2 separate regions of the Homo sapiens genome follow, and region 2 is linked to region 1. A link is a loop called in an ENCODE intact Hi-C map of the cell type or tissue named here. Cell type or tissue: heart right ventricle. All regions are shown on one strand. Links, peaks and the distances in the headings refer to the core of each region. The heading gives the core; the rest is flanking DNA.

Region 1 (2,919 bases), core at 329-2,828:
ACACACACACACACACACACACACACACACATTTAAATATTTTCCAGATTGCTTTCTTTGCTTTTAAAGGTCACCTGAAGGTGAAGGGGTTGAAGGACATTTTATTGGGCTGTTTACTCTGCATTAAATGTCCTTCCTTCTTTCTCCTTATCTAGTACAGCCCTACCTTCAAGGTCCAGCTGAAATTCCAGCCACTCTGTGAAACTTTTCTTATCACCCTGGCCTTGGAGATTTGCCCTTTCTCTGTGCTCTGGTAACACAGAATGTCTGCATTAGCTTTTTCAAACTTAGCCTATGCTGCCTGTCTGTGAAGTATAAGCTTTGTTTTCCCAATGAGACTATCAGCTTTGTTTTCCCAATGAGACCATCACTCGTTTATAGGCTTGGAGTAAGAGTGGCTGAAATCCTATCTCCATCACTTGTGAGCTGTACGACCTTGTTCAAGCCACTTCCCATCGCTGTGCCTTAGGCTCCTTCTCTGTTCAGTGTAGTCATAGTACCTATCTTTTAGAGTTGTTGGGAAGATTAAATGAAATAATACATGCAGTGTGTTTAGTACAATGCCTGGCACATAGTTAGTGTTCAATAATTAATATATTTTATACACTTGTAATTTAACTACTATGTAGTTAAAGGAACTGGTGAAACAGTTATGAAACAGCTAATAGTCTACAGAAATAGTTTCTGCTCTGCCAAATCCAGCAGGGAGCCAGAGGGCAAGGGAGTCAATTAAAGCACAGCAAGAAATTGTTTTTGCCCCAGGGGAATTTACATTCTAGGATTTAATAACTAATTAGCCAATTATTTATTTAAATACTAATCTTTTCAGAAGTACAGGGTGCCATAAAAATGTCTGTGTCTCCCTGAAAGTCTTGGGGAGGTTCCCCTGAGGAAGTGGTAAATGAATTTAGATCTTAAAAAGGAATAGGTGTGAACAAGTTGAATGTCAGGAAGTGTATTCTTGGCAAAGAGAAGACCATGTGTGGGGACTTTGAGCTGGAGGGAAGTGTGGATAATCTGAGGACCTCAGAGACAGCCAGTGTGGCTGGAGCATGATGGCTGAATGAGAAGAGAGAGAGCTCCAAAGGAGCCAGGTTGGATTTTAGGTCTGTCATTTTCCCAGTATCTTGTAACTATACATTAAGGAGCTTATTTATACTCATTAATGATTTAGTCTACGTGGATGCTGGTTCATCTGATTCTTTTAAACAATAAAAGAAAGTGTTTTCTGGGTATATGGTATATCGATAAGAGTCTGGTCAGGAAAACAGAAACTGCATTGGGCATTTCAACAGTGAGAATTTAATATGAGAAGTTGGTTAAACAGGACTGGAGAAATAAAAACCCAAAGAAGGGATGCTGAGGTCACAAAGAGAGAGTGACTATAAGAAGCTGCTGCCTCTCCAGATCAGAATCTTAAGCTTTGTCTGCATTGCCTCTCTCTCTCACTTCCAGTCTCTCACAAAGTCCTATCTTCACAGCTCAGAGAGCTATAATGCAGAACCTTATGTGTCAGGGAGTGGAGGACAGGAGGTGCAGGCCTGGTTGCTGCCCAGCACGTGCTGGTACCTCAGGAGCTCAGAAGAGCTGGGAAGACTTCCCAGCTAGTGCTGGTACCTGTACCTCTAAGAGGGCACATTCAGGTTAGTTCTTAGAATACTAAAATAAAAGAGGAGACTGAAGCCAACTGCCCATCCCAGGATGCAGAGCTATTATTGCTCAGGTGATGATAGGAAGAGGAAGAAAGCAAAGAGTCTGCCATTTAACCTCCCTCTAGCGGCCACTATTGGTAGAAGCTGACAGGGAGTCAGCAGGTTAAGCTGATTTGCAGAGTCCTAGACCCAGTATCACGTAATAAAGATATGAGGGGTAAAAAATAAGAACAATGGAGAAGGTGGATATTGATAGCTGGATATGAAGGGTGACATGGTCTTGCTTTGGGTAGCATTTGACTCTCTTATTTCTGCCCTTCAACATGCAATACATTACTTTCAAAGTCTTTGCAGAAAAATTATTTTATTAACTCATTAACTCTTTTGAGAGTAATCAAAATGAATTATTTTGCTAAAGCAGAAACATGGAAGAAATCTTTTTGTAAGTTTTATGCCATGCCAGTCACTGATTGGAGATATATTTATATCTATCTCTATATAGAGATAGATATTTTCACACATACAGACATATACACATATATATTTTATTTAATTTAAAAATTGTTGAAAAAGAACAAAAATTTGTAAGATCTCACTGTTGGCCTTCAAGCTGTTGGAAACTATGATACACATTCATGAAAAGGAGACTGAGGGTCATTATACAGGTTGGTTTCAGCTCCTAAGGGGTCCTGCCATCCCAGATCTGTGAACTCCAGGGAAAATCTCTACTTTTCTACCATTTCCTTGGTGATTGATTGCAAATCCCCTGGGGTTTGGAGAATCACATATATCTTTCCTCCCAGCTTCTGCTATAGGTTTTCATTTGCTGTTGAAGTTGAGCAGGAACCACCCAGAGCTCTACCCAGAGACCTTTTTATTTTCCCCTACCCCATAGCGTGAAATATTTTTGTTGCTTAAACCACAAACAATATGTTATAAATCATTTCTCAGTATTTATAAATAAAAATATTCTTAAAAGTTACACATTGTTTAAGCACCAAGCTGACTGAATTCCAACCACAAGCAACAGATGTTTTAGTCATCCCAAGCAATTCTAACGAAGATAAAACTGTGATTTTCATTTGATATTTTGGAACATTAAAAATAATTGTTGGAGTCCCCAATACTACTTTTAAGTGCCTCAGGAGACACAGACTTAGGTATAATTTTTTTCATGTGTACTATATTAAAAGATACATTTGCTTGGAAGACCTGTTTAGTGCAAAAGTGTGACTTTCGGCCAATTCCTCTTAATTAATGACAATGC
Region 2 (2,919 bases), core at 249-2,748, 110 kb before region 1:
TGGTATTCTAATTGCTGTTTTCTATTTCCCTATTTCTTCTATTTTCATTAACTGAAATTTTTCTGTAAGGAAAAGCTGTCTCTTCTCCCTAATTTATTTATTCACTCATTTACTTATTCAGTGTGGACTTATGGGTATTTATTTTAGTCTATGGGTTAAAATCCAATACTACTATTTGTTTTGTTGCTCAATCTGTTCCTGCTTAGGGCCTTTGACTCGTGTACCCTTTTTACATGTCCCTATCTTTAAAAAAATAAACAAAAACAAAAAAAAAACCTGAGTTTTTTTTTCCTTTCTCTAATTTTACTCTAAAATATTTGAATCCTTATTGGGTAAGTGGGGAAAGATAGATGTAGGGTTGGTGAGATCTCATGGACATGAAGGCATCCTGTTGGATCTTGTGTTCCTCCAAGACTTTCTTGTAACAAAAGGAGCCTCAGCCACAGGGAAGCTGAGTATCCTGTCATATGGCTGTTGCTGTTTAAGTCATTTGCTGTGAGCAGAGTCACAAGGCAACACTGGGAACAACAGGCCTAACGCATGTCAACTCAGTGATTTTCAAACTAATACCTAATAGGAGGGATAGGAATCCCAACTTCTCATTTCTAGCCCAGTACTATTTCTGTGTTCTTGAGAAAGCTTAAGGCTGACTGTGACACTTCTGAGGCTATACCATCTGGTTGTCTCTCAGCTCTGTGGATTTTGAAACATGAGGAAAGAAAGAGGGAGTGGTAGCTTTCTCTGCCTCTGTAAACCTCATTAAAGTGATGTTTTTTGTTCCTATTGTCATTGGGGAAGGCAGTGATACTGCCAAGTAAGGAGTGGTTGATGCTTCAGATGAAATGGATGTTTGTGTTAAGAGTCTTTGTGTTAGATTGCCTTCTCGGCATCCCAGCTCTCAGCAACTCTCTTCCAGTTGTCACCTGATACATGTGGTTGAACAGCTTCTATTCCCTGTGCTCTTGTCTGTGACTAACCAGTGCTTCTCTTGTGGGATTAGTCTTCAGGATCACAGGACAGCTTGGCTTCTTCCTTCCTCAAGCAATGTGCTATTAATGCCAACCATGGGAACTTGGTGTAATGCAATACAGATACTTGAAATTGCTGAGTCACTTCACAGTGATGGTCATGTCTGTGAATGTGAGTGAGCCAAATAATGTGGAAGAAGAATGGTCTTTCAGGACATCACTAGACTTCTTAGACACTCTATTCTTTCCCACATTTAAATGTTTTCCCACATGTTAAATGTTTTGCCTTATGATGAATTCAGGTTAGGAATTTTCTGATACTAAGGGTTGAGAAAAGCAAATGAGCTATTACTCATGAGATCATATTTGTGAAAATGACTTAGATCAAATGAATTGCCCTTAAATCCTTTCTTGCTATGTAGATTCTTTTATTATTTTCTGTTCCAGCATTGTCCATAATTTGAAAGGTAAACCTAGTTGTTGAGTACTTTCAGATGGATATGCTATCAATGTAAGCCAGTGACAAACTGTCTGAGCCTGTTTAGACCTTGTCCCACAACGAAGTCTCCCAGGCTGAGAGAAGCTCTGATGCCCATGGCAAGCAGACAGCACGAACTGCTGGAGAGGGGAGCTGCTGACTCCCTCATCTTAATGGTTTATCCTTGGTTACTCTTTTTCTAAAAAGTAGAATCCTAGACTTATTTATTCATTTACTTTTACTTTTTTGAGACAGGGTCTCGCTGTTGCCCAGGCTGGAGAGCAGTGGTGTGATCTTGGCTTACTGCAACCTCCGCCTCCTAGGCTCAAGTCATACTCCCACCTCAGCCTCCCAAGTAGCTGGGACTACAGATGTGTGCCACCATGCCTGGCTGATTTTTTAATTTTTTGTAGAGATAGGGTTTTGCCATGTTGTCCAGGCTGGTCTCAAACTCCCGGGCCTCACAAAGTGCTGGGGTTACAGGTGTTCGCCACCATCCCTGGCCTGAGAATCCTAGATTTAAATCCCAGGTGTCTAGAAAAACTTATTCTTTCAAAATATAGTCCCCAATCCAGTTACTATGTGCCAGGCCCTGTGCTAATGTAGCTGTGATTACAGTCATGAACAAAATGGCTTTGTCCTCGTGGGGCTTAAGGTCTACAACAGCCCTGTCCAGTAGAAATATAATGGGAGTGCATATTATAACTTAAAATGTTCTAGAAATACATTTTTAAAAGCGAAAAGAAGCAGGTAAAATTAATTTTAATAACATATTTTATTTAACAATATAGCTAAAGTATTATGACATGTAATCAGTGTAAAAGTTATTGAGATAGTTTACATTCTTTTTATTGTACTAAGTCTTCAAAATTTTGTATGTGTTTTGCACTTATAATACATCTCAGTTTGGATTCGCTACATGTTAAGTGCTCAACAGTGTCATGTGGCTCGTGCCTACTGTACTGGGAGGTGTGGTTTACCAACATCCTACATGTAATTCCACAAGTCAATATTTAGATCCGGATGTTCAATCTTTTGGCTTCCCTGGGCCACACTGGGAGAATAAGAATTGTCTTGGGCCATACATAAAATACACTAATGATAGCTAGTGAGCAAAAAAACAAAAAAAAGAAAAAAAACCACCTCATAATGTTTAAACAAAGTTCACAAATTTGTGTTAGGCCGCATTCAAAGCCATCCTGGGCCGTGGGTTGGACAAGCTTGATTTAGGTTATAATGGTAATACGTGCTATCAGAGAAATGGAAACTGGCGTAATAAGCAATTAGGAAGGGTTTTGGGGATACTGACAGTGAAACTTGAGGGATGAGTTGGAGTGAGGCAGGAATGAAGGAAAGTAAGAACTGTCCAGGCAAAGGGAACAGCTTTTGTGAAGTCCTTGGGTTGAAAACGAGTGAAAAGGAGGCTGGTATGCTGACCTTTGTGAGAATGGATGAACAGCTCACATTCTTCTG

Evidence for each region. A loop is a pair of places that touch in the nucleus more often than their neighbours do. Peaks named below come from ENCODE experiments on the same cell type or tissue, not always from the same donor. Only the 100,000 strongest peaks of a DNase experiment are listed, where the experiment ranks them.
Region 2: it touches region 1 in a loop (2.3-fold over the local background); 3 of 110 quality-filtered maps call a loop at or near these places.

What each region holds. Positions count from the first base shown.
Region 1 is chr1:185,594,485-185,597,403 of GRCh38, forward strand. All of the region lies in intron 2 of LINC01350 (long intergenic non-protein coding RNA 1350), which reads right to left. All of the region lies in intron 1 of LOC107985239 (a long non-coding RNA gene), which reads left to right. Among named protein-coding and RNA genes, the nearest start is that of LINC01350, 33 kb to the right of the region's middle. In heart right ventricle, for the core only: a CTCF peak has its summit at 1,786 (motif pointing left); a DNase peak (open chromatin) is centred at 1,757; H3K27ac peaks cover 1,545 bases.
Region 2 is chr1:185,483,249-185,486,167 of GRCh38, forward strand. All of the region lies in intron 1 of LOC107985239 (a long non-coding RNA gene), which reads left to right. Among named protein-coding and RNA genes, the nearest start is that of LINC01350, 140 kb to the right of the region's middle. In heart right ventricle, for the core only: no CTCF peak of the experiment used is centred there; no DNase peak of the experiment used is centred there; H3K27ac peaks cover 1,433 bases.